7 separate regions of the Homo sapiens genome follow, and all the other regions are linked to region 1. Evidence: chromatin loops called from intact Hi-C (ENCODE). Cell type or tissue: endothelial cell of umbilical vein. All regions are shown on one strand. Region 1 holds the start of ESR2 (estrogen receptor 2). Region 2 overlaps SYNE2 (spectrin repeat containing nuclear envelope protein 2). Region 3 holds the start of SYNE2 (spectrin repeat containing nuclear envelope protein 2). Region 4 overlaps ESR2 (estrogen receptor 2). Region 5 overlaps SYNE2 (spectrin repeat containing nuclear envelope protein 2). Region 6 overlaps SYNE2 (spectrin repeat containing nuclear envelope protein 2). Region 7 has its middle 54 kb from the start of SYNE2.

Evidence for each region. A loop is a pair of places that touch in the nucleus more often than their neighbours do. Peaks named below come from ENCODE experiments on the same cell type or tissue, not always from the same donor. Only the 100,000 strongest peaks of a DNase experiment are listed, where the experiment ranks them.
Region 2: it touches region 1 in a loop (6-fold over the local background); 8 of 110 quality-filtered maps call a loop at or near these places.
Region 3: a loop joins it to region 1, with 4 times the contacts of the local background. A loop is called at or near these places in 9 of 110 quality-filtered maps.
Region 4: it touches region 1 in a loop (5-fold over the local background); 14 of 110 quality-filtered maps call a loop at or near these places.
Region 5: it touches region 1 in a loop (6-fold over the local background); 40 of 110 quality-filtered maps call a loop at or near these places.
Region 6: it touches region 1 in a loop (11-fold over the local background); 46 of 110 quality-filtered maps call a loop at or near these places.
Region 7: it touches region 1 in a loop (10-fold over the local background); 85 of 110 quality-filtered maps call a loop at or near these places.

The regions. Positions count from the first base shown.
Region 1 is chr14:64,293,203-64,297,202 of GRCh38, reverse strand. ESR2 (estrogen receptor 2) reads left to right here and starts at 2,832. Exons shown (of 9, transcript NM_001437.3): 1 at 2,832-3,170. In endothelial cell of umbilical vein, a CTCF peak has its summit at 2,167 (motif pointing right); DNase peaks (open chromatin) are centred at 422, 2,272 and 2,812; H3K4me3 peaks cover 1,063 bases; H3K27ac peaks cover 813 bases; H3K27me3 peaks cover 201 bases.
Region 2 is chr14:64,059,011-64,063,010 of GRCh38, reverse strand. It overlaps SYNE2 (spectrin repeat containing nuclear envelope protein 2), which reads right to left. Exons shown (of 116, transcript NM_182914.3): 50 at 116-260. Among named protein-coding and RNA genes, the nearest start is that of MIR548H1, 34 kb to the left of the region's middle. RefSeq lists an enhancer at 2,145-2,740. In endothelial cell of umbilical vein, a CTCF peak has its summit at 2,186; no DNase peak of the experiment used is centred here.
Region 3 is chr14:63,852,002-63,856,001 of GRCh38, reverse strand. SYNE2 (spectrin repeat containing nuclear envelope protein 2) reads right to left here and starts at 2,998. Exons shown (of 116, transcript NM_182914.3): 1 at 2,859-2,998. RefSeq lists a silencer at 2,228-3,207. In endothelial cell of umbilical vein, no CTCF peak of the experiment used is centred here; DNase peaks (open chromatin) are centred at 1,941 and 3,051; H3K4me3 peaks cover 1,949 bases; H3K27ac peaks cover 933 bases.
Region 4 is chr14:64,230,983-64,234,982 of GRCh38, reverse strand. ESR2 (estrogen receptor 2) reads left to right here. Exons shown (of 9, transcript NM_001437.3): 8 at 1-13; 9 at 1,660-4,000. The coding sequence ends at 1,846. LOC124903328 (a long non-coding RNA gene) reads right to left here. Exons shown (of 2, transcript XR_007064205.1): 2 at 1-121. Among named protein-coding and RNA genes, the nearest start is that of ESR2, 61 kb to the left of the region's middle. RefSeq lists an enhancer at 2,503-2,572. In endothelial cell of umbilical vein, no CTCF peak of the experiment used is centred here; a DNase peak (open chromatin) is centred at 2,312; H3K27ac peaks cover 1,511 bases.
Region 5 is chr14:64,009,304-64,013,303 of GRCh38, reverse strand. SYNE2 (spectrin repeat containing nuclear envelope protein 2) reads right to left here. Exons shown (of 116, transcript NM_182914.3): 32 at 3,188-3,338. Among named protein-coding and RNA genes, the nearest start is that of MIR548H1, 84 kb to the left of the region's middle. In endothelial cell of umbilical vein, no CTCF peak of the experiment used is centred here; no DNase peak of the experiment used is centred here.
Region 6 is chr14:64,135,917-64,139,916 of GRCh38, reverse strand. It overlaps SYNE2 (spectrin repeat containing nuclear envelope protein 2), which reads right to left. Exons shown (of 116, transcript NM_182914.3): 79 at 1,934-2,130. Among named protein-coding and RNA genes, the nearest start is that of MIR548H1, 43 kb to the right of the region's middle. In endothelial cell of umbilical vein, no CTCF peak of the experiment used is centred here; no DNase peak of the experiment used is centred here.
Region 7 is chr14:63,797,382-63,801,381 of GRCh38, reverse strand. It overlaps a transcript of SYNE2 not described here. Among named protein-coding and RNA genes, the nearest start is that of SYNE2, 54 kb to the left of the region's middle. In endothelial cell of umbilical vein, a CTCF peak has its summit at 1,598 (motif pointing left); a DNase peak (open chromatin) is centred at 1,561.

The DNA of each region.
Region 1 (4,000 bases):
CAAAAGATGACTTAATGGTGACAATTTCAATCCCCATTGTAGGATATTTTGGAGACAGGCAGTCCTTTCAATGTCATATGTGGGTGCTTCCTTAGGCAGGTCAGGGGTGAGGTGGAAATGAGGCTGGGACCCTGCTCACTTATATAGCAGGCATCGTTCTCAATACCAGGCTTCAGGGGGCTTTTTGGTCTAGCCATTGGTATGAACTGCCTCAAGAATAATCCCTTCATCATTGTGGTCACAATTCAGGTAGAATTGGAATAATCATCCTCTCCACTCTGCATTAAACCAGGCAAAGTTTCCATCTCTGGGTACCATTGTCTTTCTTGATGGACAGGGTGAGTCAGAAGGAAACTTACTCACTCCCATTCATTTTCTGCTTATTATTTCCTGCAGTGAGGTTTCCTTGTATAATAAACAGCTTCTGTGGGTGTTTGAGCTGCTCTGAAAAGAGAACATGCTGTTCCTGTGTGTAGAATGCCTTCTGAAGGAAGCATCACAGTGAACACAGAGCAGAAGCTTGGCACACAGGTGGCAGAAGTTTGTCTGCAGTGTTCTGCATAGAGCAGAGAGTCAAGCCATTTTCATTCTGATTGATTGGAGGCATGGTATGGAGGTAAATGGGTCCTTGGCCTCTCTCCTGGATTCAAGTCCTTCTTAGCCACTGATAGGTCATGTGACCATAGGGAGGTTGTTTAACCTTCCTGAACATTCATTTTCTCAAGTATAAAATGGGGGTAATAGAATTTGCCTTATAGGCTTGCGTATAAAATAAGAATTATTGAGAGAAAGCGGGGCATAAATGTCCAATAAGCGGTAGCTGTCTATGAAGCCACTGTTGTTACTGGGTTCCTTTCTCACTAGGTGGCTTCAGGTAGCTGACAGAAGCTCTGTGAGCCTCAATTTCCTCACTGGAAAAGTGGAGTCAATATCTCACTGAGCTGGTGTGAGGATTAAATGAGATGCTGTGCAGGTGCTTAGCACAGCGTCAGGTATGATGTTAATATTGATAGATGCATTTTCTTCACCCTCACCTATCTTTTTCTGCCTGTTGGCTTATGGTTGAAATTCCTTCATGACGGTTTCCATTTCCAGAGATATCTTGTTAACAAGTATATACCACCAAATGAAGCTGATTTTTTTTTTTTTTTTTTTTTTTGAGACAGAGTCTCGCTCTGTCGCCCAGGCTGGAATGCAGTGGCGCGATCTTGGCTCACTGCAACCTCCGCCTCCCATGTTCAAGCGATTCTCCTGCCTCAGCCTCCTGAGTAGCTGGGATTACTGGCATGTGCCACCACGTCCAGCCAATTTTTGTATTTTTAGTAGAGACGAGGTTTCACCATGTTGGTCAGGCTGGTCTCAAACTCCTGACCTCGTGATCCACCTGCCTCGGCCTCCCAAAGTGCTGAGATTATAGGTGTGAGCCACCATGCCTGGCCATGAAGCTGATTTTTTTAAACCATCATTTAACATTTTCTCCATAAGGTGGCAAGGAGGAAGAGCATATGGGGACTGGGTACTTTGAGAGACCCCAGGACAGGAGACAGGGAGGCTGAGATTGGCATGTTGTCTGCTGCAGTTATTTGCCAGCGACACACTCTTCCCGTCCAAACTAACTTCTCTGCCTCAAGGACAGGGAGACTCTGCCTTTCAACCTGAGAGAAACCAGGACTCTCAGCTTTAATGAAAATTGGACTTAGGGTGGGGCAGTGGAGACTTTTCACAGCTATTGTTTAGCTGATGAAGCAGATGCTTCTCCATCTTTGGAGCCTGTCTTCATTACCTGTGGACCTCATCTTTATCAACCCAGAGCACACTTGCGTCTCTCTATTTTGGCTAAACACCAAACAGCTGAGGCTGGTACTGTAAAACTTTCCCTCCAAATGCCCCCCCTCGTCTTCCTCTATTAGAGATCTGGATCACAACCCTCAAAAACCATGTCCCTTATGCCACCTGAGTAGATGGTTTGATGATTAATTAGGCACAGATGTGACACTGGGGGGTTCTCACAATGGCCTGTGGGTCACATGCTACTTTCCTTTTCATTTTCATCAGCAACAGCTGCCTTAAAGCCAGTTAAGACTGTGGTCCTAGTCTCGCACCCTGGGGCTCCTGCTGGGGTGGGTGAGGGGAACACCCCATTAAGCTGGGGGAACTGGGGCTGCCACCAGGGGGCGCGAGGGGCCTTCGCCCGAGAAGAGGGGTGGGCAGGTGCCTCCAGCGGAGAAGGGCGCCGTGGCCGGAGGCACAGGTCTCCCCGGTGCCACTTCAAGTGAGTTCGAGGAAGTACCTGGGATCTTTGATCTAACGCGAAAGGCCTTCCCAGTGACCTCTTGAGAGCTGAGAACCCACTCCCTCCACCTCTAGTCCACGGCTTTGCCACTCCAGGGCCCGAGGTTACGTTTGCTGCTGGGGATTTGACAAACCCAAAGCCTCTCTGGTTTCACCACTGGCTCCTTAGAATCAGACATCTGTTCTGAATGACACTTATGTGAGTCAGGGGCTGAGGACGTGATCCTCGAAGTGTGGTCCCCAGACTGGCTGTATCAGTGTCGGCATCCCCCAGGACCTGGTTGGAAATGCATATTCTCAGGCCCTACTCCAGACCTCTTAAATCTGAGACTGGGGCTGCGGGGAGCGCCATCTGTGCGCCACTATCCTTGTGGGTGGACCAGGAGTCGGTTCGAGGGTGCTCCCACTTAGAGGTCACGCGCGGCGTCGGGCGTTCCTGAGACCGTCGGGCTCCCTGGCTCGGTCACGTGGGCTCAGGCACTACTCCCCTCTACCCTCCTCTCGGTCTTTAAAAGGAAGAAGGGGCTTATCGTTAAGTCGCTTGTGATCTTTTCAGTTTCTCCAGCTGCTGGCTTTTTGGACACCCACTCCCCCGCCAGGAGGCAGTTGCAAGCGCGGAGGCTGCGAGAAATAACTGCCTCTTGAAACTTGCAGGGCGAAGAGCAGGCGGCGAGCGCTGGGCCGGGGAGGGACCACCCGAGCTGCGACGGGCTCTGGGGCTGCGGGGCAGGGCTGGCGCCCGGAGCCTGAGCTGCAGGAGGTGCGCTCGCTTTCCTCAACAGGTGGCGGCGGGGCGCGCGCCGGGAGACCCCCCCTAATGCGGGAAAAGCACGTGTCCGCATTTTAGAGAAGGCAAGGCCGGTGTGTTTATCTGCAAGGTAAGCGCCCCTTCGCTCGAGGTGTGGTTTAATTGTCTCATTTTGTTTGAAATCCTGCGGTGAGAAACCAGTCGTGTTGAGAACAATAAAAGACCAAAAAACGATCACCAAAACCAACTGTCCTGAAAGCTACTGGAAAGTTGGAAAATGCATGCTTTGATTAAATGTCTTCATTCAAGACACTGGCAAGTTAACTTATTTAGTTTGTGCCGTGAGCTCTGGGTTGATTGTGCTAATATGAATAACTGAAAAACATTTTATTTCCCTATGGTTTTCCTCGATGGACTTCCCCACTATGGGTGAAATGACAATGGAGTTGAATACACTTTCTGATTGAACTTTGAGGGCCTGGGAAGATGTACACGTCTCAGGCAAGATGATAGGGGTTTTAAAATGTATTAATTGGCATTCCTTAGCCATGTCAGCAAGCTGCGTTCCTCCTTTCCTGGGCAGACCAAGCTAAGCTCTAACTGGTCTCCTTTATTTGCTGAAGAGGAGTCCAACAACTGCCCTCTAACACCCTGCGTGTTATTCTTATTGGAAGGACAATATTAAGTCAAGTGAATGTCATTTTTGTGAAAAAACTTTGAGTGGACTTCTATTTAGGAAGATAAGGTTGATTTAATTTTACTCGCTGTTTAAAAAGCAGGATTGTGTTTTGGTGTGGTAGGCAACATTTTGGAGGACAGACTTTGCCTTATTTTGTTATATTTCTAGTATTTACATGGGCATTCCATTAGAAAGTTTTACTTTTGCTCTAAGTTTCGTAACTCGGTGTCTAGTGAGGGGAAACATGTTTGTAATTTAAAAAGTGAACATGTGAAAGGAAA
Region 2 (4,000 bases), 230 kb after region 1:
ACTCACTGTGAAGATTTCTACGCGTCTTAACAGGACCACATTCTCTGCTGCCTCTGCCAGTTTGTTCTGCAATTTTTTGCACACAGACTTACTGGCTAATTGCCAATACTATTACCTTGCTCTGTTCCAAGCGCTCTAAAGCTTCTCTGTAAGACAGTGGCAACGAGGACATGGACTGTCCAAGAACTGTCTCCATTTTGCTGAGGTTAGTGTAAATATCCTCTTCCATTTTTCTATAGCATTTGTAATTCTCAAGATACCTAGTGAGTCACAGTTAGAAAAAAAGTGGTATTAAATTTTATTTAACACAATAAATTCAAAATTTCCCAGAATAAATATTCCACACTTAATTTTTAAGAAAAGATATGACAACTTTCGTTTTTGCTAGGCAATGCATTTTAAAATGTTTTCCAAGAAGTTTTTATTCCCAAAGGGACCTGCATATGGGTTTAAATGCAAACTTGAAAAGGAAGCAAGGGCCGTCCTCTAAAATGAAGATTTTTTTTTTTTAAAGTTCACTTCAGTAAAATGAAAACTGCATTCTCAAACACACTGATGAGCTGTAAATTGGTACAATTCTTGTGGAAAACCACTTAGTCTTAAAACTATTCCCATCTTTGACCCATTAATGCAGCTTCTGCAATTTACCTTAAGAACTGTATCCTAAACATATAGAGCTTATCCTAAATCTTTTGCACAGTAAAACATCTTTACTCACTAGACTATTAATTAAAACATCACACATTGGAATACCCTTATCTAACAAAGGTATGATTAAGAAATTAAAACAATTCATCGTATACAATATTATAGAGTAATTACATTACTTTTAGAAAGTATTTGTTACAATCAAGAAAAGAACTGTTATAAAATTTTAAAATAAAGCTGGATATTTGATATTTTATATATAGCATATATATTTTAAAACACTAAAATTATGCATACAAAAACAGACACAGCCTAAATCCCCCATTGAATGTAACTAAAAACTCTATATCAAATTATTCTTAAAAAACAACTCTTAAAACGCATGAATAAATTGACAAGGAATTAGGGAGTCAAACTGTAAAATGGAAATATACAGAAATAGGCAAAGTTGTAGGACCAGTTTTTTGCCTTGAGGGCACTTGAGTTTCAATTTTCTTTGATTCCTACTGAAAGGTGGGGGACAGACCATAAAGCTGGGAGCCAATCCCAGGATGGGTGTCTAATAGAAAACTCCCTCTGCAAGAATATTTGTAACACATATAACTATAAAGGACCACTCTCTAAAATATAGAATTCCTAGAAATCAGTAAGAAAAAACCACCAATAAAATTGGGTTAAGGCTTAAATAAGCATTTTACAGAAGAGAAAACATGAATGACCAATAAGCATTCAAAAAAAGAGATCAAACTAATTAGCAGTAACAGAAGTGCAAATTAAAACCACGATGAAATACCTCTTCTTACTCATCAGATTGGCAAAAATTGAGTCTCACAATATCAAATGTTGGCAAGGATATGGGACAATTGGAATACTTATATGCTGCTGGTTTGAGTGGAAATTGGCAAAATCATTTGGCATTAAAAATGTAAGATGTACATAACCTTTTGTTCTGAATGATCACACTCCTAGATATTTACCCAAGGGAAGTTATTACACTTAAAAATTTTCCCAAGTAGCACTGTTTCTGAATGCAAAAACTGGGAGCAATCCAAATGTCCATCAATAGCTAAGTAAATAAATTTTACTAAGAACATGAATAAACCTCAGAGTCATAATGATGGGTTTGAAAAAATGAAGTGAGGTATGCAGGAGGAGCAAGATGGCTGAATAGAAGCCTCTACTGATCATCCTCCCCACAGGAACACCGAATTTGACACCTATCTCCATACAAAAGCAACTTCATAAAAACCAAAAATTACGAGAGCAATCACAGTAACTAGTTTTTAGTTCATATCTCTGAAAGAGGCATGGAAGAGGATAAAAAAGGCAGTCTTGAATTGCTGATGCCACTCCTCACCCATCCCCCAGCAGCAGCAGCATGGCAGGGAGAAAGAATCCGTGCACGTGGGGGAGGGAAAGCGCAGCAACTGGGGAGCTTTGCATTGGAATGCAGTGCTGCCAACATAGGACAAAACTCAGCCAGCACCCATGAAGCATTTAGACTAGCCCTAGCCAGAGGGCAACTGCCCATCCCAGTGGTTGAAACTAGAATTGCAGCAAGCCTCGCCACCTTGGGCTAAAGTACTCTGGGGTTCTAAATAAACTTGAAAGGTTGTCGAGACCACAGAGACTGCAACTCCTAGGTAAGTCCTAGTGCTGTGCTACAATCAGAGCCAGTGGACTTGTTGGGGCATGTGACCAAGTGAGACACCAGCCAAGGCAGCTAAGGGAGTCCTTGGAATTACCCCTCCTCCAACCTCATGAACCACAGCTCACAGTTCCAAAAGAGACCCCTTCTTTCTACTTGAGGAGAGGGGAGGGAAGAGTAAAGAGGACTTTGCCTTGCAACTTGGATACCAGCTAAGTAGGACTGGGTACTGGGCAGAGTCATGAGGCCCCCATTCCAGGCCCTAGCTCCTAGGTGACATTTCCAGACACACCCTGGGCCAGAAGGGAACCCACTTCCTCGAAGGGAAGGACCCAGCCCTGGCAGGATTCATTGCCTGCTGACTAAAGAGCCCTAGGGCCCTGAATAATCAACAGTGGCAACCAGGTAGTACACACTGTGGGCCTTGGGTGAGACTGAGACATGCTGGCTTCAGGTGGGACTCAGCACATTCACAGCTGTGGTGGCTACCAGGAGAGGCCATTTCTGCTTCAGAAAGCAGAGGAAAGAGTAAAGGAGACTGTCTTGAGCTTAGGTACCAGCTAAGCCACAGTGGGGAAGAGTACTAAGTGAGCTCTTGGCGTCTAGGTATTAGCTCTTGTACAGTATCTCTGGACCCACCCTGGGCCAGAGGAGCGAGCCCACTGTCCTGAATGGTGAGTCTCAGGCCTGGCAGCATTCACCACAAGCCGACTGAAGACCCCTTGAGCCTTTAGTGAACATGAGTAGTACCCTGGCAGTACTTTCTGTGGGCCTGTAGTGGTGGTGGACATGGGGAAAGGGGAGACAAGATGTGAAGGACTCTGTCTTGTGGTTTGGGTGCCAGCTCAGCCACAGTAGCACACAGCACCAGGTAGATTCCTAAGGTTTCCAACTCTAGGCAATGGCTCCCAGACAGCATATCTGAACTCACCTAGGTGCGGGGCAACTCGCCACCCTTAAGGGAAGGACACAAGCCTGGCTGGCTTCATCTCCTGTTGATTGTAGAGCCCAAGGGCCTTGAGCAAACGTAGGCAATAGCCAGATACTGTTTACAGAGGGCCTTGGGCAAGGCCCAGTGCTGATGCTGTGCTGACTTCAGGTCTGATTCAGTACACTCTCTGTAGTGGTTGCCACAAGGGTGCTTGTGTCACCCCTACCCCAGCTCTAGGCAGCTCAACACAGAGATTCTGTTTGTTTGGGAGAAAGTGAGGGAAAACAACAAGAGTCTCTGCCTCTTAATCCAGAGAATTACTCCAGATCTTATACAAGACCACCAAGGTGGTAGCTCTATGACTCTGCAAAAACCACAACATTATTAGGCTTGGGGTATCCTGTAAGCAGATATGACTACCGCGACCAAAAACTTAGATCGCAACACTCAAGTCTCTTAGAATACCTGGAAAGCCTGCCCAAGAAGGACAGGTACAAGCAATCCCAGATTGTGACTTAAATAAATACCTGACACTTCAATGCCCAGACACTGACAAACATCCACAAGCATCAAGACCATCCATGAAAACATGACTTCACCAAACAAACTAAATAAGTCACCAGGAACCAATTTCAGAGAGAGAAATATGTGACCTTTCAGACAGAGAATTCAAAATAGCTGTTTTGAGGAAAATCAAAGAAATTCAAGATAACAGAGAAGGAATTAAAAATCCTATCAGATACGTTTAACAACGTGATTGAAATAATTAGAAA
Region 3 (4,000 bases), 440 kb after region 1:
AACATGGCTAGCTCCTTCTCATCTTCAAGTCTCAGTTAAATGTCACTTCCACCTAGAGGCCTTCTCACCAGTATTCTAGGAGGCCTTGGTTATTCCATGTCCCAGCACTCTGTTATACCCTTCTTTCCACTCAACACTCATTCAAGTTATTGAGGACCTGCTATACGCCAGTTACCGTTCCAGATTCTGAAGGTGTAACAGTGAATAAAACAGCTGTGATACAGTTCTGAAGGATATAAAATCTCCCGAAAAAGACAGACAATAAACAAGCAACATATGATATAGCCATAAGTGCTACGGAGGAAAAATAACAACTTATGAAAGGAGGAATGGGAGTCGCGAGGATGGCTGTGATTTTAAATTTGGAGGTTAGTGAAGGCTCACTGACAAAATAACATCAAGTAAAGAAGTGAAGGGGGTCAGATCAACAAGAGCCATTAGAGATATGGGAGCTAGGGACAGGGGGTCATTCCAGGCAGCGCACAACAAGTCCAAAGGCCCTCATGCAGCAAGAAAGCTGGTTTGGCTGTAGACACTCGAGTAGGGAGGAGAGCAACAGATAAGATAGGAAAGTCACAGCATGGAGAGGCAGGGAAGCCAAAAGAGGTTGTTCTGGGAGCCACTGTCAGGTCTTTGCCATTCACTCAGAGAGACATAGGAAGCCAATGGAGGGTTTTGAACAGAAGAATGATGTGATATGATTTACCTTTCAAAAGCTGCTATTAGTTTAGCAATATATTTTATTTCCTGCCTAGATTCCCCACCTAGATAAGGGCAGGAATCACGACTGTCTTGTGCACCACTATCGCCCCAACACCCAGCACAATACATTGTAGGTACTCAATAAATACTTATAGATGAAAAAGGTAAAAAGGTAATCTATGTAAAATATCTACTGGTATAAAATAAGCATTCTATAAGGAGTAACTATTATTATTCAGATCTCCAGAAGCCAGCACAGTGGCTGGTATATGTAGGAGTTTGAGTAAATGAATAAATAACTTTGTGAAATTATTGAAAATATATATTTAAAACATATAAGTAATGAAAAATATAATAATGAAAAATGAACCAATTGCTTTTCACCCGTTCCCTTATTAAAATGTGATTCATTCAGTTTTTAAATTTTACATTAACTCTCACCTTATGCTAGTGAGAGCACTACTCAGAATAACCTCATTGTGACTCAGTTCTCTAAACATTCTGTAATATCCTACAACACAATTAACACGAATCCACTGAAATGCTAAAAAATTTCTAATTAGGTAAATTTATTCACATGATTTTTCAAACAATTTTAAGGCTAGCTGACCAAAAGTGGTTTGAGTTTGATTTTTTAAAAATTCAGATAAGCTTTGTTAATTCAAACATGTGGACAAAGACCTAAACATTTCCACTTTTTACTTATTTTGACATCTCCATTCTTCACCACGAAAAAACTTAATGAGGATTACACCTGTTCCCACCGCCCCAGGGGGCTGGCCGGGCTAAAGCCGTTCAGTAATTATCTCAGGAAAAGCCCTTAAGAGTCTCCACAGCTTTCCAGAAAGACAACTTGGAGAAGGAGTCATGCATTAAAGCATGAAAACACACCAAATATTCATCCCATAAAAGCTGAACACTCTCCTCTGAACATGTTTACGATGTCTCAGTGGCAGGTACTGGAGTGGTGAGAAGGCCAGGTGTAGCCCGGCATGGTTTAATTGTATTCCCCAACTCTAAAAATGATCGAACCCATCCTAGCATAGCCAAATAGTATCTGCAACGAAGCCTTCGGACTTCTAGAAAAGCACACAAAAGTTGCTTCAAATAAAACAAACTCAAAAAAAAAAAAAAAAGTGATGCCAAGTGTGGAGCGGCTTGAAAGAACCCTCACGGGTTGGCTCCGACTTGCTGGTGCTTGTACACAACCGTGCCTGCGGCGTCCAGCTCAGACGCTCCCTTTCACGGAGGGAGGGGGAAATAACTTTCGGAAACAGCAGGCTTCCACAAACGCGAATGCTACACAGGACTTCTCAGCCTCAATCAAATAAGGCGCTAATGTTCCCAGCAGCACTGATTCCATACACAGCCCCCGCCCCGCCCTTTTCAACAGAAGAAAAATAACCTAAGGAGGAGAAGGTGCCACCGTCAGACCCTAAAGGCAATTTCAGACAACAAAGACCCCAAGCAATCAAAATGGAATTATAATCCCGGCCGTCGGAGCGCCCCCCCGCCCCCGCGGAGGCGCTAGGCTGCCGCACCCGCCGCCGCCCCTCCAGTGCCCGGGCCGCCCGTCCCCGCGCCCTCTCCAGCCCCGGTGCGCCCCGACCCGCGGGTTCCCGGGTCCCCGGGGCGAGCACCGCACCGCTCACGATCCTGCAATCTCTGCGCCGCGGCTGTCCGCCTTCCAGCTCACGCGGCGTTCAAAATCTTTCCCGCCCAGGCGTGACGCGAGGAATGAAAACAATCAGCGGCCCCCGAGGGCCGGGGCCTGGGCCCGGGAGGGGGCGGCCGGGGCACCCGGGCACAGCCTCCCGCGCAGCGCCTGCCCGAGCCGGGCGGACCGGCGGGCTGGGGCCCGGAGGTGACACAAAGAACCCAGAGAGACAAACGCCACCCGCTGGCGCTCGCTCCAATCCCCGGAGCGCCCCGCCCGCTGACAAGTTTACGGCGCCCTCCGCGCACCCCGCTCTCCCCACCCGAGCAAAGTTTCCTGTGGCCCGGCTCGGACCCCGGCATCGGGTCGGTTCCCGTCTCCCGCCGCCCCCGCCCCCGGCTCAGAGACCTTTCCCTCTCTCGCCCCCGCCCCTTCCCCTCCCTCCCACTCTCTCCGGGGCGCACCGGGGTGCTGGGGCCCCGCGGCCGCGCTCACCCACCGTCCGCCCGGCCGAGGGGCAAGGGCGCGGGCCGGGGCCGCCCGAGGTCGGCGCCCCGCTTGCCTGGCTCTCTGGATCGCGCCTTTTGCTCGCTCTCCCTCTCGCTTTTTCAGGTCCGGCCGAAGGCTCTGGGCGCAGCTGAGCGCGCTCCGCTCCTTGGCGCTCGGAAAGCGGCAAACCACGCCCCGCGCCTTCCCCGCCCGCCGCCCGCCTCCGGGTCCCGCGCTCGCCCCTCGGCGGCCAGTGTAGAGCGCGCCCGCCAGCGCCGGGGCGGAGCAGCAGGCCCCGCCGCAGCCCGGGGCGGGCAACTTTCTCCCCGTCTTTTGGGACATCAGAGGTGGTGTGAGGGAGAGACCACCTCGCAATGCAGGTTCGCGACCCTTTTCTTACCCGGGGCTGGGTGAACAGGAGCCACAAGCTCCCTCAAAAAGCTCTTCTGGAGGATTTCAGGAGGGGTCTTCTCCAACACCCGTAGATTCCTGGGTCTTGGAAGTAGGAGTTAGAGAGCAGATCTGCGATTAGCTACCAGACCATGAGCAAGTCATTTCACCCCGCGGGCTCTTTGTAAAACGAGGACTTTGGATTCGAAGGCCTTTAAAATCTGGATCCGTATTTCGTAGTGTGGTCCGGATCTTGGGGTCACCTGGAGAGAAGGGGAGGCGTTTGTTAATGCAGATAACTGGGTTCCTCCTTCCCCTTGGATGAGGGGAAGTGGAGAGCTGTCTCAGTCGTCCGACCTGACATACATCATCCAGGTCTGAAAACTCACTGCGAACTGCATCCTTGGAACTGCGTCTTGCAGGTGCCAGTTTGATTTTCCAGCCCATAATCAGTCCCTTTGGACCCAGGATGATGCCACTTGACACCCACTTACCTCTAGCGCTGTGATTACCGTATTACTAAGGCACTTGAAGTTCCAAATAAAAGGCGCACCTCACTATTATTACATTAAAAAGCAGCGGATTTTCAATATTTCTCTATTGAGTTTCTATCACAATCAAATTTAACTTTTTCATTTTTTAGACAGGGTCTCACTCTGTCGCCCAGGCTGGAGTACAGTGGCGCGATCTAAACTCACTGCAGCCTCTACCTCCTGGTCTCAAGATATCCTCCAGCCTCAACCCCCCCCCCCCATTTCATCC
Region 4 (4,000 bases), 62 kb after region 1:
TCAGGCATGCGAGGTACGCGCCCTAAGGAGCTGCTCTGCTTGGGCTTGGGATGGGATTATGTGCTCCACGGAGGGTGAAGTGATTTGGGAAAAGTGTCTGCAAGTTAAGGAAAATGAATGCCTGAAAGGGAATGGGGAATTTGTCAGTTCACACACCTGTAAGCAAAGATGGGCACAGAGTGGGCATGGAAGGAATGTCATGTGGTATCTTACAGGCTCTGCATGGCAGCCAGTGGTGGCTCATGGGTTTTTCAATTGCTGGGGTTTATAGCCTGTTTATGGAGTCCTAAAAGGGGCAGTTCCTCCCCTAACACGAACTGCCACCCCTGTTTACACCACCCAGGGCTGAGGCCCTGAGGCCACTTTTTGTGGAGAGGCTAAGACCCGCTCCCCTAGATGGCCCCTCGAGCTGGTGATGCGAAGAAGTGCACAAATGCTTCCCTAAGAGTTGTTCTTTCGGTGGCATCAGGAAATTAAGGATAAGACTTAAGAGAAGTGGTGGACCCAGCAGATTTAGGAAGGCAGGGCTGTAGGTAGGGCATGTTTCTGATCAGGAAACGTAATTGTGTGTGCTGATGAAGAGGGTGTGCAGTGGTGGCTACTGTTGGTACAATGATGCTCAGTGCTTGGTGTCACCCACGATGAGGGTAGCCTTGCCCTGGAGCTGGAGGAGGGGAGGGGAGGGTGGAAGGTAATTAACTGGTCACTGAGGAGGCAAGTCTAGAGGCTGTGGAGAAGGACAATATACACCTCGAGAATCTTAAGTGAGATGAAGACCTCTGCCTTTCCCCTTTAATGATTGCTCAGCACATAGCCATTTGCAGAACAGATCCTGTGTTTGTAGATTCCTTCATTGTGAATTTATCTGCTTGCTAAAATTTATTTGTAACCCCAAAATCAATATTTGTGGTGTTTTTGAGGTCATGAACAGAGTGGCAGAAATTTTGAGTTGCCCTTTATGTACAGTCCCAGCTGAGATGGAACAAGCAGCTGCTCTCATACTGTCAACAAGTGTCCTTTACTTGGTCTACTTAGTGCCATGGTTTTACATTTTTGTGCTTTTGGTGACTTCACTGTTTAAAATGCCCCCCTGGTGTGGTGCTGAAGACCTGTCTAGTGTTCCTCGGTGTGAAAAAGCTGTGATGTGCCTTATGGAGAAAGTATGTGTTAAGCTTTGCTCGGGTGTGAGTTATAGTGCTGCTGGCCATGAGTTCAATGTTAATGAGTCAATGGTATTTATCACATAAGGCATCTTTAGAAAGAAACACACATAAAACAAGGTTTTGTATTGATCAGCTGATGAAGATGTGGCCAGAGGCTTGCAGGAACCTAACCCTGTATTTCCCCTATGAGTGAGGATTCAGTGTTCACAGTGACTTTACGGAACATAATTACCGCAAACAATGAGGATTGATTGTCCTATGTGTCAGGCCATTGTAGGTGTGTGGTGGGACACAGAGGCTGACAAGACATCGTCCTTGCCCTTGAGCCTAAATTATCAGGGGGAGCTGGATGCACGAGCCATGGATAAATGGGCTGGGGGAAGAGTGGGTTTAGGGGTGGGGTAGACTGGCTCTGAGCAAAGAGAGCCGGGGAAGGCTTCGGGGTTCCTGTGGCTGCCTCGGAGGAGGGAATCTCAGCACCTTTTTGTCCCCATAGTAACAAGGGCATGGAACATCTGCTCAACATGAAGTGCAAAAATGTGGTCCCAGTGTATGACCTGCTGCTGGAGATGCTGAATGCCCACGTGCTTCGCGGGTGCAAGTCCTCCATCACGGGGTCCGAGTGCAGCCCGGCAGAGGACAGTAAAAGCAAAGAGGGCTCCCAGAACCCACAGTCTCAGTGACGCCTGGCCCTGAGGTGAACTGGCCCACAGAGGTCACAGGCTGAAGCGTGAACTCCAGTGTGTCAGGAGCCTGGGCTTCATCTTTCTGCTGTGTGGTCCCTCATTTGGTGATGGCAGGCTTGGTCATGTACCATCCTTCCCTCCACCTTCCCAACTCTCAGGAGTCGGTGTGAGGAAGCCATAGTTTCCCTTGTTAGCAGAGGGCACATTTGAATGCAGCGTTTCCACACTCAATGGCCTCATAGGATCTCAGTGTGGTCTTTCTTACTTTCCTTCTTCCTTCCTCCCCTTTGTGAAACATCTTAAAGGTTTTGGAATGAATGGTGGAAATCTGACTTGGAAGGGCTGCGAATCAGAAAGGGGAGAGGAAGTGACACGCTTACAGAAGTGGGCTAACCCTTCTTGTGTGGCACACACTACCCTTCCCTCTGAGAGTTGACCTTTGCTGTTTTCCGGACCACTCCATTGTAAGATTGAAAACCCCTGTGGCAATTGCGTACTTACCTCCCAGGCCTGTGGGGACTGATCATATCATATGATGCTTATTCTGTCAAAGGCCAGAGGGACTGTGGTTAAGCTGGGATGTGAGTCATGTTCTCTCCCTGACCTTGCTGCCAGCTGCACACAGATTTGTCCCTCTCGATTTGTATTCACAGAGCCTGCCAATAATTTGGGGTATGTGTGTATGAGCGTGTGATCATTTTCATGCAGGACTGTGGGAGATACAAATCTCGCTGCTTCTGGAGCTGCTCTTCCTTAAACCTGTTGTCCCATGGGGCCAGCGTGGGTGCTGGAGAAAGGCCGTGTTTGCAGGAATGGGGTTCTCTCCTGTGGGTGTGGGTGACAGCCACAGTGTTTCCCTGGGGCAATGTGGATGCAGTTTCCATCTTGTACAACCTCATAAGTAGCAGCCACAATTGCCCCATCAGTCACCACAAGTAGTCAGGGATACTTTGGGCTGTGGATGTGTGCAGTGTGCTGTTTTATGGATGGATGAGTAGCTATGCACCCCAGTGTGTCAGCTCTGGGGCCACACTGTATAGCCTTGATGAGTACGCCCCTTGAACAAGACCCAGTTTGTGAACTCTCCTTAAAGAGAAATATTTAGGGATAATTATTTATAGCAAGAAAGAATTCTTTTACACTTGAGAGCTCTTTTAAAAATATTTTCTTATTGGAAAATTTATATGGTGGGCAGGGTGAAAAAGAAACAGTAAAAATATTAGTTCTTATTCCAAGTGGAACATAAATAGGACATGAAGAAGGGCACCTCTGAAATGACAACTTTAACTCACCTTTTAAAAGATGTGAAATTTCCAGTTTTGGATACACGGTGAATATGTAAAATGAGTAACAGCATACTATGGAAGCCAGCAATTAAATAATCATGTTTCATTATTGCAGTAACGTTTTAAACAATTACCTTGTGATATGATATTAAATATATTTTCTTTTTGAAAATATGTTCACTTTGGGTAGCACATCCTGTATTTACTAAGTCATTAGGAAGACTGCATTCAGTGTTACCAAGACTGGTTTTTGCTAGTAAGACCTCGAATAATCCATAATTTTGATATTGGTGCAATTTTACTATAAGTTGAGCTTAGCTGTTTCAGAAATGCTTGGACAAGTACCTAGAGAACACACTGATGTCTGTGTTCTGAGGCAGTCTGAAGTTATTCTTAGAGACTCAGTTACAGCTTTAGTAAGATTTAGTACAGGCAGGATAAGCTTGGTTTCATAGGAACCAGGGAACCAGTGTTAGTGTCAGCTTCTTTCCTCCTGGTCAGCCTAGAATCCCCCACTCCCAATAGAGGGGTTTGGAAGCTGGAGAGTAGGAAGTAAGAGGCAAAGAAGGCAGCCTTCAGCAACTCATTATCTGCCAGTGAAATTCTATTAAATGTATTTTTAAAAGAGATTACCAGGTAACAAAAACATAAAAAACCAAAACAAGGCCAGATGTGGTGGCTCACGCCTGTAATCCCAGCACTTTGGGAGGCCGAGGTGGGCGAACCACTTGAGCCCATGAGTTTGACTCCAGGCTGGGCAACATGGAAACCCTGTCCTACAAAAGATACAAAAATTAGCCAGGCGTGGTGGTGCAGGCCTGTAGTTCCAGCTACCTGGGAGGCTGAGGTGGGAGGATCACCTGAG
Region 5 (4,000 bases), 280 kb after region 1:
TTAAGCAAAAATGTTTGTTCAATTAAATTTAAAAATTTTCATTTAATTGATATACTTCATTTATTTGAACAAACTAAATTTTTTTGCCTGCAAAGAACTTTCTTGTTAAACTAGCACAAGCTTCCACCGGATGATGAGAAAAGAGAGTATACTTTTAGCATTGGCAGAACTATGGGTTTTGTTTTACAGCGAATGGAAGGAGTAAAATAAAGGGAACTAGGCCCACTTTGATATTTCCAAACTTTAATAGTCTCCTGACATTCCAGCCTTCTAGTCTAACTTTTTGCACTTCTGTCTTTCATTAAAGAGAGTAGAACTTTGTCACCATATCCTAGATAAACATCCAGGTTACTACAGTTTTGAAGGACAAAAGTTCTCAGTGGTATCATATTCCAGGCACTGCTGCAAAGCAGGATAAAGATCCATGCTACAGAAATGGACTGTTTGTGAAGATAGTACCTATGTCATCACAAAATTAACTGAAAGTTATGTTAACAATTAGTACTAAAATCTGCTTTTTTAGACAGTTTTTTAAAAACCTGACCAAAGAATTAAACAATAGTGTATTAAAACTTCTATATCTTTCATACAAAATAATAGATTATTTCAAGAAACATATGAAGTACCCATATACTAGAGGTACAATTCTCATTTTAATAAAATAAGGAAAGCTGGGACTGTTGCTTCTTAAAGGTAGTTATAATTATTTTATTAATTTTAAAAATACCTTTTGCAGTTGAGTAAGGAGTACAGACAAAGCAGAGTTTTAATTAATTTTTATTTCTACTATATACACACTTCAAATATGTCTTCAGGGCAGGCAGTTTTACGCAGTGATTGAAACAGTTAAATAACAAGTTTAACATGGTGGATTAAATATATATGTTTGTCTCTGTTTTCTCCCCACATGCTACTTTAATAACAGAAAAGAATTTAAAATGGTACAAACCAACAAGCACACAGAGAATAGAGGATAAGAATACTCTCAGGTAGAAGGTGAGAAGTTGGGAAGCTGGAAAGCTGAAAAATGAGTGGTAACTGACTCACCAAAACTAAAGCTGAAACCTTGGTCTAGGAGGAGACGAGGTAGCGGGGAGGGTGCAGAGAAGCCAATAAGAAGCAAGGCCATTTGTGCCATAGAAACTCAAAAGGCTAGAAATGACTTCAAGGTAATCATTAAGGCAGAAACACAGCCACAAACAGAAAGACTGGATGACATTTTTTAAGAGAAACATATTTAGACTCTCAGGCCCTCCTCCACCCGATTGAATGGAATCCCTCCATACCCACAGAGATTGACTTTCTGGGGAGGCTCTGGACTTGGGGCTGCCAAATACAGCTGAGGACAGAGGTGAGGTCCAGTTATGATAGCCACAGAGGAGCTAACGATGGCAGAAAGACCAAGACCTGGGCCTAGATTCCGATTAGGGAGACTCACCCAGGAATGGAGTCAGCTCCCTGGAGGTGACAAGAAGAAGTTTATTAGTCAGATAAGTAACTTATCTAGAAAGTATAGTTTATAGTTATAAGGTTATACAGTTATGGGGTAGTGGGAAGAGCAGCAGACAGGCCACACGCAGCATGGGGCATCATAACTGACACTTATCAAAACAGGGCTAAGGAAAGGTGCCAGAAGTGAGGAGGATTTGCATGAACAAGAAAAGCTGCAAGTCAAGAGGGACTAGATATCTGGGCAGCATACAAGGAAGGGTCTCAAGGTCTGTTGAATAAGGCAGAGACTTTGATCCTAAAACAAGAGTACAAGGTAGGAGACTGCTATCGGGGACACGGCAGAAGGGTGGCTATGCGAACTGGGACACAAGCCCGAGAGGATCTGGTAAGGCTGAACATGCTGGATTCTCTAAGAACCTAGGAAACCAGAGCTCTTTAAATCTACTGAAAGAGGACAGGACCCTTCTAGATCCCAAGATGAGCCAAATCCAAAAGCTGCCTCCACCAGAGGGAACCAGACAGGTTACATCTAAGCAACTGTGACTATCTGCTCATGGTCTTGACAACTTTGATTAAGTCTGACAAGAAATCAGCTACACAGTCACATACTGTACAGCTGGTATCTAAACAGGGCTGCTTCCGACTGGCCAGCTCTAAGAAACTAAGTCTGAGAAAGTGGGTCCCAGACAAGGGCCATTCCTGACACTCTGGGTGTCATTTGAGCTTCAGGGTTAATAGTTCTAGATAAGGACTAAATTGTCCTATTTAAGCTTTCACTGATGCTGCTCTTGACAACTGGAAAGTTTAATAAAATTGCTTTCCAACCTCCAAGTATATCAAGCAAACTACATTTCACATACTTTTAACACCCTGACAGCACTTTAGCTTAGTACTCGTAAAATCAATAGAAAAAGGCCAGGCGTGGTGACTCATGCCTATAAACCCAGCAATTTGGGAAGCAGAGGCAGGCAGATCACCTCAGGTTAGGAGTTTGAGACCAGCCTGGCCAACACGGCGAAACCCTGTCTCTACTAAAAATACAAAAATTAGCTGGGCGTGTTGTTGCGCACCTGTATTCCCAGCTACTTGAAAGGCTGAGGCAGGAGAATCACAGAGAGGGGAGGGGAGGGAAGAAAGAAACTTTCTGGTGTAGAGTCATATAGTGCAGTATAGTATATTCTTTTCTAACTATTCCATTCTTCTGCCACTCTGGTTGATAACCACATAAAACCATAGAAAATAATGACACCTAGTGTCCAAAAATATTACTCTTCTTAGAATATAAACATAGATGGAGCAAAGTGGTAATAAGCTTGCACATCTTCACAGAAAATCAGTAAATAAAAGCTAATTTTTCCTCACTCTACTAACAACAGAGAGGATTTTCCCACCGTCTTCCTTCTGTCAAGCCTGCAATGAAGGGTCAGGTTCCTTGTAAACAGAAAGTCAGTGCAAAGGCTGTTACAACCTCACAGAGGTGGCAGCAGGGGTGAGCAGAAACACAGCCCCAGCATCAAAACCCAAACAGAAGTGACCCACCATCAACTTGGTGACTGTTTCTTTTTTCCAGCCCTGGTGATGAATACAACAAATTTTTAGATACCTGGTAAAATAGGGTCACTAGTAACTTCTTTTAAACGAAGTTTCAAAAAAGACTTAATCTATAATATCTCTTTACTACCAGGCCTGTCAGTGAGGTCACTGGGCAGTTTTTTCTAATGGAACCTGGACTCACCTCTGCTATCCTTTTCTTCAGGTTCTCCTTTCCCATGTACGAAGCCTGCAGGGAGATGACACTCTCTTCTTTTTGAATCAAAGTTGTCAAGATGCTTTTAAAATTCTGATATTGTTTTAAGAGCTCCAAAACTCTCCCACATTGTTCAAGACTAAGAATAGAAAAATATACAATAGCTAAATGTCCAAAAATAGCAAAACCGTTCTTTCTCTTTGCAAGTATCCCACATAAATGATGAATAAGGTGTAAAGGACTTTTCCTCTTGATGTGGTTCTTAATACTTTTTACCAATTTAACCTAAGAATGATGGCACATCAATATATCTGGCAAATAGATGGCATAATCTCTAGATTAGTACTGTCACTAGGTGAACATTAAAAAGTTACCAGATGTAAGGTCTAGAAAGAAACACAAGATTCATCACCCTAAGGAATCAGCATCTCAATTTCATCATTAACCAAAAGACATCTCAGAAAACAGAGCCCCTTTAACATAACTCTGGCAGATTATTTCAATATTAATTCAGCAAGTCACAGGGTGTTTATATATCTATTCTCTTTTTTTTTTTTTTTTTTTTTTTTGAGACAGAGTCTAGCTCTGTCACCCAAGCTAGAGTGCAGTGGTGTGATCCTGGCTCACTGCAACGTCCGCCTCCTGGATTCAAGCAATTCTCCTGCTTCAGCCTCCCAAGTAGCTAGGATTACAGGCAAGTGCCACCATGCCTGGCTAATTTTTGTATTTTTAGTAGAGAAGGGGTTTCATCATGTTGGCCGGGCTGGTCGTGAACTCCTGACCTCAGGTGATCCACCTGCC
Region 6 (4,000 bases), 160 kb after region 1:
AGGCAGATTAGAAACATATTCTGATAATGATATGCATCACCAGCAAATTTTCTTATTTTATTGTATGTCCTCCTATGTTGATCAGTCCTAACATTCAGAATATCATGACGTTAATAAGGATTATATCATGTTTTATACCATGATGCTCCTGGCATTTTCTAGGACTCTCTTCATTACAGCTCAGCAAGAACAGTGAGGATTTTAGGCCAGATGTGGTGGCTCATGCCTGTAATCCCAGCACTTTGGGAGGCCGAAAAAGGTGGATTGCCTGAGGTCAGGAGTTCGAGACCAGCCTGAAAAACATGGTAAAACCCTGTCTCTACTAAAAAATACAGAAAATACCCAGGCATGGTGGCAGGCGCCTGTAGTCCCAGCTACTCAGGAGGCTGAGGCAGGAGAATCGCCTGAACCCAAGAGGTGGAGGTTGCAGTGAGCCGAGATTGCGCCACTGTACTCCAGCCTGGGCGACAGAGCAAGACTCTGTCTCAAATAAAAAAAAAAATAATAATAATAATGAGGAAGTCTAAAGCATTCTTTATTTCTTATTACAGCTACACAAAAGTATACCCAATGAAGGAACAGAGATTTTTATCCATCAAATGTCTTCTATAAATTTGTTTATATTAAAAATATAGGTCAGGCACAGTGGCTCACTTCTGTAATCCCAGCACTTTGGGGTAACAAGGTGGGAGGATGGCTTGAGCCCAGGAATTTGAGACCAGCCTGGGCAACATGGAAAAACCCCATTTCTACAAAAAATACAAAAATTAGCAGGGCGTGGTGGCATGTGCTGTGGTTCCAGGTACTTGGGAGGCTGAGGTGGGAAGATTACTTGAGCCCAGGAGGTCAAGGCTGCAGTGAGCCACGATCACGCCACTGCACTCCAGCCTGGGTGACACAGTGAGACCCTGTCTCAAAAAATAAATAAAATTACATACACACACACACACACACACACACACACACACACCATACATACACACACACACACACACACACACACAACCAGCATTTGTATAAGCTGTATAACAACAAACTGCTGCTGGCTGAACACCCAACGTATTTGCCCGAGGTAGTGAAAATATTCAAACAATATTCTGCCCTTCTTGTAACTTTTAAACTGCCTTAGATTAAGATGCAGGGATGAGAATGATGTTTAAATGTTCTATGTTCTCCTCCTTCCTCACACGGTTCAAGATTATACCAACTAAGCACAACAAATTCTCCAAAGAACTCAAAAGCCTATTTCAAACTATTCTGTTAGCTAAAATCATTTAATTTTTTTAATTTTAAAACTTTTGGAAAGAGCAATATCATGGTATAAAGGTAACCTATATATTATTTTATAACATAATTCCTAGCTTCTATAGAAATGTGTAAACTAGCTGGGTGCAGTGGCTTACACCTGTAATCCCAGCACTTTGGGAAGCTGAGGCAGGAGGACTGCTTGAGGCTAGGAGCTTGAGACCACCCTGGGCAACAATGTGAGACCCCATCTCTACAAAAAATTTTATAAAATTAGCCATGCACGGTGGCCTATGCCTGTAGTCACACCAACTTGGGAGGCTGAGGCAGGAGGATCGCTTGAGTCCAGGAGTTCAAGGTTGCAGTGAGCTATGATAGTGCTGCTGCACTCCATGCACTCCAGCCTGGGTGACAGTGCAAGACCTTGCCTCCTTAAAAACAAAAAAGAAAAGAAAAGAAAAGAAAAGAAAAAACGATCACAGCAAACTGATTACATGTTATACTGTGTCTAGCAAACCATCAGAGATTCTACATCGCGTTTAGCCCAGAAGAGGGACCCAACTGCTTTAGACTGCCCAAGAAAAAACAGCATAAGGTGGGTTGCAGGTAAAATTTAGTTGACTACAGAATCCCCGAGGTCTTTCTTCACAGCACAATATGAAGCCAATCCACCCCCAAAAAGGCTGACCTGAGCAGATGCTTGAGAAGAGCTTGCAGCCTGTGGAGCTCATGGTCAATTTTCTTGTTCAGGGACAACCACTGCTCTTCCAGTTTTGCGATCTGGCCCTCTAATTCAGGACAGCTCACAGACGCCACCAACTGTTTGCCTTCGTTCAGAGTTTGGTAAAGCCGGGCGTGTTTTCCACCAATGTTTCTTTTTATTTGCTAATAAAAAGTAAAGTCATAGAATGAATTATTTAGAAAATAAAGTCTGCCAAGCTATTCACAAATACTGCATTTAAAACTGACATTTGTGTCCACTGATAAAACAGTAACACTTTCCCAACATTCAAGACTATATAGTCTGACTGGATGCATGATTAATGGTTTATTGGTTACCTTTCATGATAGGTGTCCAATCTTGCATTTCTAGAGCACAGATTCAACTTTGTAGACTTACTGGCTGGATGCAGTGGCTCATACCTGTAATCCCAGCACTTTGGGAGGCTGAGGCAGGCAGATCACCTGAGGTCTGCAGTTCGAGACCAGGCTGACCAACATGGTGAAACCTCCTCTCTACTAAAAATACAAAAAATTAGCTAGGTGTGGTGGCGCATGCCTGTAATCCCAGCTACTTGGGAGGCTGAGGCGGGACTTGGTGGCGCACACCTGTAATCCCAGCTAGCCAGGAGGCTGAGGCAGGAGAATTGCTGGAACCCAGGAGGTAGAGGCTGCAGTGAGCTGAGATTGTGCCACTGCACTCCAGCCTGAGCGACAGAGCGAGACTGTGTCAAAACAAAACAAAACAAAACAAACCAACCAACCAACCCAAATCAACTTTATAGACTTATTGCATACAAACAAAAAACAAGCTGGCAGTCATTAGGCCATGCTGAGCTCACAGATAGGTTTTGTGTGACCTTAAGATCAGTTTGAAAAATCAGGAAATCTTACCTAATAATCAGGATTGCCAGTGTCTGTGGGAAAACTGGAAGACCTAGCAATTGTTGGTCTGCATCTCATGTGGCAAAGGGCGGCTGTAACTGAGCAGCAGCTGCTGGCTCTAGGAGAGCCTACTCCCTCTCCTTTTCCCTTGGCTCAGTCCCCACCACCCCTCTGATTGCAGAGCCAGTAGGGTTTCCTTATTTCTATTCTGCCCCCGAAAGCACTTCAGATGGTGACTTAGATATGAAGAGGATAAATAAAATAGTATTTCTCTATTATCCATGAGATGCGAATACTAGGCAGAAAAATTCATTTCCAGGGTCTTCTACTGAATATAAAGATTCAGTAGAGAGAAAGGAAGAAAACTTTAGAAAAATAAATTAAAACAGCGTATCATTAATCCAACTTCACGGAAAGAAAAATGAAATTCTTTGAAGAGAAGTCTGTCTAAAGGTAATTATCTAACACAGCTGGATTCAGCTAATGCCATTTATCCTGACACCTGTTTAATCTTAAAAAATAAATTATTAACAAAACAGAAGGTTTGCTATTTTCAAATTAAGTTAAGCCTTTTAAATCATTACCAAAAAATTCCACGTCCATAGCCCTTTCCACCACTCCCATTTGTAATCCCCTCCCCCCCGTGTCTGAGCATCTGTATTAAAAGAAAAAAAAATCAGTCTAATTTTCTAAGTGAAGTGCTAGATTCTTCACCTTTAAAACATCTCTGAAAAGTCTTAATTCACCCCCCAATTTTTTTTTTTTTTTTTTTTTTTTGAGATGAAGTCTCGCTCTGTCACCCAGGCTGGAGTACAGTGGCGCTATCTCAGCTCACTGCAGCCTCCGACTCCCGGGTTCCAGCGATTCTCCTGCCTAAGTCTCCCAAGTAGCTGGGATTATAGGCACGTGCCACCACACCCAGCTAATTTTTGTATTTTTAGTAGAGATGGGGTTTTACCATATTGGCTAGGCTGGTCTCAAACTCCTGACCTCAGGTTATCCACCCACCTCGGCCTCCTAAGGTGCTAGGATTACAGGCATGAGCCACCACGCCCAGCCTAATTCACCGATTGTATGCATGGGATACAGTCTGTGCACGAGTAACTAGGCTGAGCCAGCATTTGAACACAGGTTTGTTGACTTCAAAGGC
Region 7 (4,000 bases), 500 kb after region 1:
TTTTTAAATTTTATTTCTCCGTAAGTTATTGGGGTACAGGTGGTATTTGGTTACATGAGTAAGTTCTTTAGTGGAGATTTGTGAGAATCTGGTGCACCCATCACCCAAGCAGTATACACTGCACCGTATTTGTTGTCTTTTTTATGAGTAACCTTTTGACTCTGCATTAAGAAACCCTTTCTGCTCTCTGTGTAGCATGTGTCATATCTGGCAGGCACTCTGCAAGAATCCCACTGTGCTCCCATCTGTTATACTTCCATATAACTTCAGGCATAGAGCTCAAAAACAATTTTCTAAAGAGATTTTTATTTCTATTTTGTTAATAAATACAACAGGGAAAGAAAAAGAATATGCTTACTTATCTTCATAATTCCTTGAATAGAGAAATGTTTAACATTATCATTTATTTTATTTTTTAACTTTTTAGGTTTGGGGGTCCCTGTGAAGGTTTGTTACATAGGTAAACTCATGTCACAGGGGTTTGTTGTACAGATTGTTTCATCACTCGGGTATTAAGCCCAGTACCCAATGCTTATCTTTTCTGCTCCTCTCCCTCCTCCCAGATTCCACCCTCAAGTAGATCACAGTGTCTGCTTCCTTCTTTGTGTTCATAAGTTCTCATCATTTAGCTCCCACTTACAAGTGAGAAAATGTGGTATTTGGTTTTCTGTTCCTGCATTAGTTTGCTAGGAATAATGGCCTCCAGCTCCATCCATGTTCCCACAAAATACATGATCTTTTTCTTTTTTATGGCTACAAAACATTCTAGTTTTTGAACTGAAGTATTATTATGGCTGGGTGCGGTGGCTCATGCCTATAATCCCAGCACTTTCAGAGGCCAAGGCAGGCGGATCAGTTGAGGTCAGGAGTTTTGAGACTAGCCTGGCAGACATGGTGAAACCTAGTCTCTACTAAAATACAAAATTAGAGAGAAACCCCATCTGTACTAAAAATACAAAAGATCCCAGCTCTTTGGGAGGCTCACACCTGTGATCCCACCACTTTGGGTGGCAGATGCCTGTAATTCCAGCTACTCAGGAGGCTGAGGCTGAAGAATCACTTGAACGTGGGAGGCAGAGGTTGCAGTGAGCTGGAGCACCACTGTACTCCAGCCTGGGCAACAGAAGGAGACTCCGTCTCAAAAAAAAAACCAAAAAACCTATTATTATACTTTCTGTAAGAAAATCAGAGACTAATTGCCTTTCATCCTCAGAAGAAAGCTTGTTCTAGGATGGAAACATAACACAGGTCACAGAGTTAAAGGGCTCACCAAAAGAACCTCAAATGAACAGGCTAACAGGAAAATTAAGAGTTTTTGTTTGTTTGTTTTTTAACTAGAGTTCTTATTTTAAAAGTGTCATTCTCTAGGAGACTTTGGATGCGTCTAGATCTTCTTGCCAAATCTTCAATTCTGTACAACAAATTCCTTCCTGATGTCCCGTTGAAGGAAATTATCTGAGGATAAGATCAGTCTGGATCATCTGGCAGTATCTTCTATTAGAGCGAAAGAAAGATGCCATCCCAGGGCTAAAAGAATTTAACTTTCATATTATAAAAGTGAAAGTTCATTTTTCAAGTGCGACACTGACATCTACTGGAAGAAATACTTGAGTAATTTACCAAATAAACGAAACATTTTTGTTTTTGTCAATTAGAAAAACAAAAAGTCTTTTTTGTTTGTTTGTTTTTGAGACAGAGTCTCTCTCTGTCGCCCAGGCTGGAGTGCAGTGGCTCACTGCCAGCTCTGCCTCCCAGGTTCACGCCATTCTCCTGCCTCAACCTCCAGAGTAGCTGGGACTACAGGCGCCCGCCACCACGCCCGGCTAAATTTTTTTGTTTTGTTTTGTTTTTTTAGTAGAGACGGGGTTTCACTGTGTTGCCCAGGATGGTCTCGATCTGACCTCGTGATCCACTTGCCTCAGCCTCCCAAAGTGCTGGGATTATAGGCATGAGCCACCGCGCCCGGCCAAAAAAAAAAAAAAAAAAGTTTTAAAACATTTATTGGCAGGGTGCTGTGGCTCATGCCTGTAATCCCAGCACTTTGAGAGACTTAGGCGGGCAGATCACTTGAGGTCAGGAGTTCAAGATCAGCCTGGCCAACATGGCAAAACCCCGTCTCTACTAAAAATACGAAAATTAGCCAGGCATGGTGGTGCATGCCTGTAATCCCAGCTACTTGGGAGGCTGAGACAGAAGAATTGCTTGAACCCGGGAGGTGGAGGTTGCAGTGAGCAGAGATTGCGCCACTGCACTCCAGGCTGGATGACAGAGCGAAAGTCTGTCTCATAAAAACAAAACAAAACAAAGCACATTTGTCCTTTAAGTGTTTGTTTCCTAAATACAGGTCAGTGCCATTGATAGAAAAGGTTTCCAGCATCTATATTTAGAAAATGTTCTTGGTGACTTGTGTGAGCAGGACCCTGGGACCCATGAAGAGTTGTTCAGCAGGATATCGGGTCATCTCTGGCATCCACAGAACCCATTTGGACAAGCGAACAAGGCCTGTTCCTACCCACCTTTTTTCCCTCCATTAGAACTCTCATGAATTGTTTTGACAGTAGCCATACAGATGGGTGTTGCTCTAATCATACCTCTTAAACATGCTTGGAGATAATAGTGAAATAATATCTCTTAGACCCCAGGGTAGAGTCCAGAAAATAGGAGAAGGAGATTAAAGTAAGGTTTTCAGGCCAGGCGTGGTGGCTCATGCCTGTAATCTCAGCACTTTGGGAGACCAAGGCAGGTGGATCACTTGAGGTCAGGAGTTTGAGACTAGGCTGGCCAACATGGTGAAACCCCGTGTCTACTAAAAATACAAAAATTAGCTGGGTATGGTGGTACATGCCTGTAGTACTAGCTACTCGAGAGGCTGAGGCAGGAGGGTTGCTTGAGCCTAGGAGGCGGAGGTTGTAGTGAGCCGAGACCATACCACTGCATTCCAGCCTGGGAGACAGGAGAGAAATACTGTCTCAAAAAAAAAAAAGAAAAAAAAAAAAACAAGTTAAGGTTTCTAGATAAGACGTATGCAAGAAAGCTAGATGCAGAGGGTCACACCTGTAATTCTTGCACTTTGGGAGGACAGGGTGGGAAGATTGTTTGAGTTTAGGAGTTTGAGACGATCCTGGGCAACATAGTGAGACCTTATCTCTAGTTGAAAAAACAAACAACCAAAAAAACAGCTGAGCGTGGTGGTGTGCACCCATAGTCACAGATACTTAGGAGGCTGAGATGGGATGACTGCTTGAGCCCAGGAGATGGAGGCTGCAGTGAGCTGCACTTTATCCTGGGTGACAGAGCAAGACCTTGCCTCAAAAAATATAGATGCAAGAAAAGAGGTGTTTAATATGCTAACCTAGATCAAATAAAACAAATATATTGAATATATCTAGCCACTGAATAAGTTCTGAATTGTTCTTTGTTCTTTTTCAAGTTTAGTTTTGCTAAGAAGTCCTAGCAAATTGCCCTGTCCCTCTGTGGAATACATGACTGGTTCTAATGTTTAGAAGAATCCTGATGGCTAGAAAAATCTCTCACTTCTTCAGTGTCTACTATGAGCAAGGTATTGTGCTAAGATTTTGCATGCATTAATTCATACTGTGTTTCACACATACAATCCTGATGTGTAGAAATTATTACATCTGGCTGGGCGTGGTGGCTCACACCTGTAATCCCATCGCTTTGGGAGGCCAAGGCGGGTGGATCACTTGTGGTCAGGAGTTCGAGACCAGGCTGGCCAACATGGCGAAACCCCGTCTCTACTGAAAATACAAAAATTAGCCGGGTGTGGTGGCGCATGCCTGTAATCCCAGCTACTCAGAAGGCTGAGACAGGAGAATTGCTTGAACCCAAGAGGTGGAGGTTGCAGTGAGCAGGTTGCATCTGTTTTTATAGATAAGAAATTAGGCTCCAAACAAGTTGAATAACTTGTCAACATCAAATGGTTAAGTAGCAGAGTCAGAGACCAAATCTCAATTATTATTATTATTTTTTTGAGACTGAG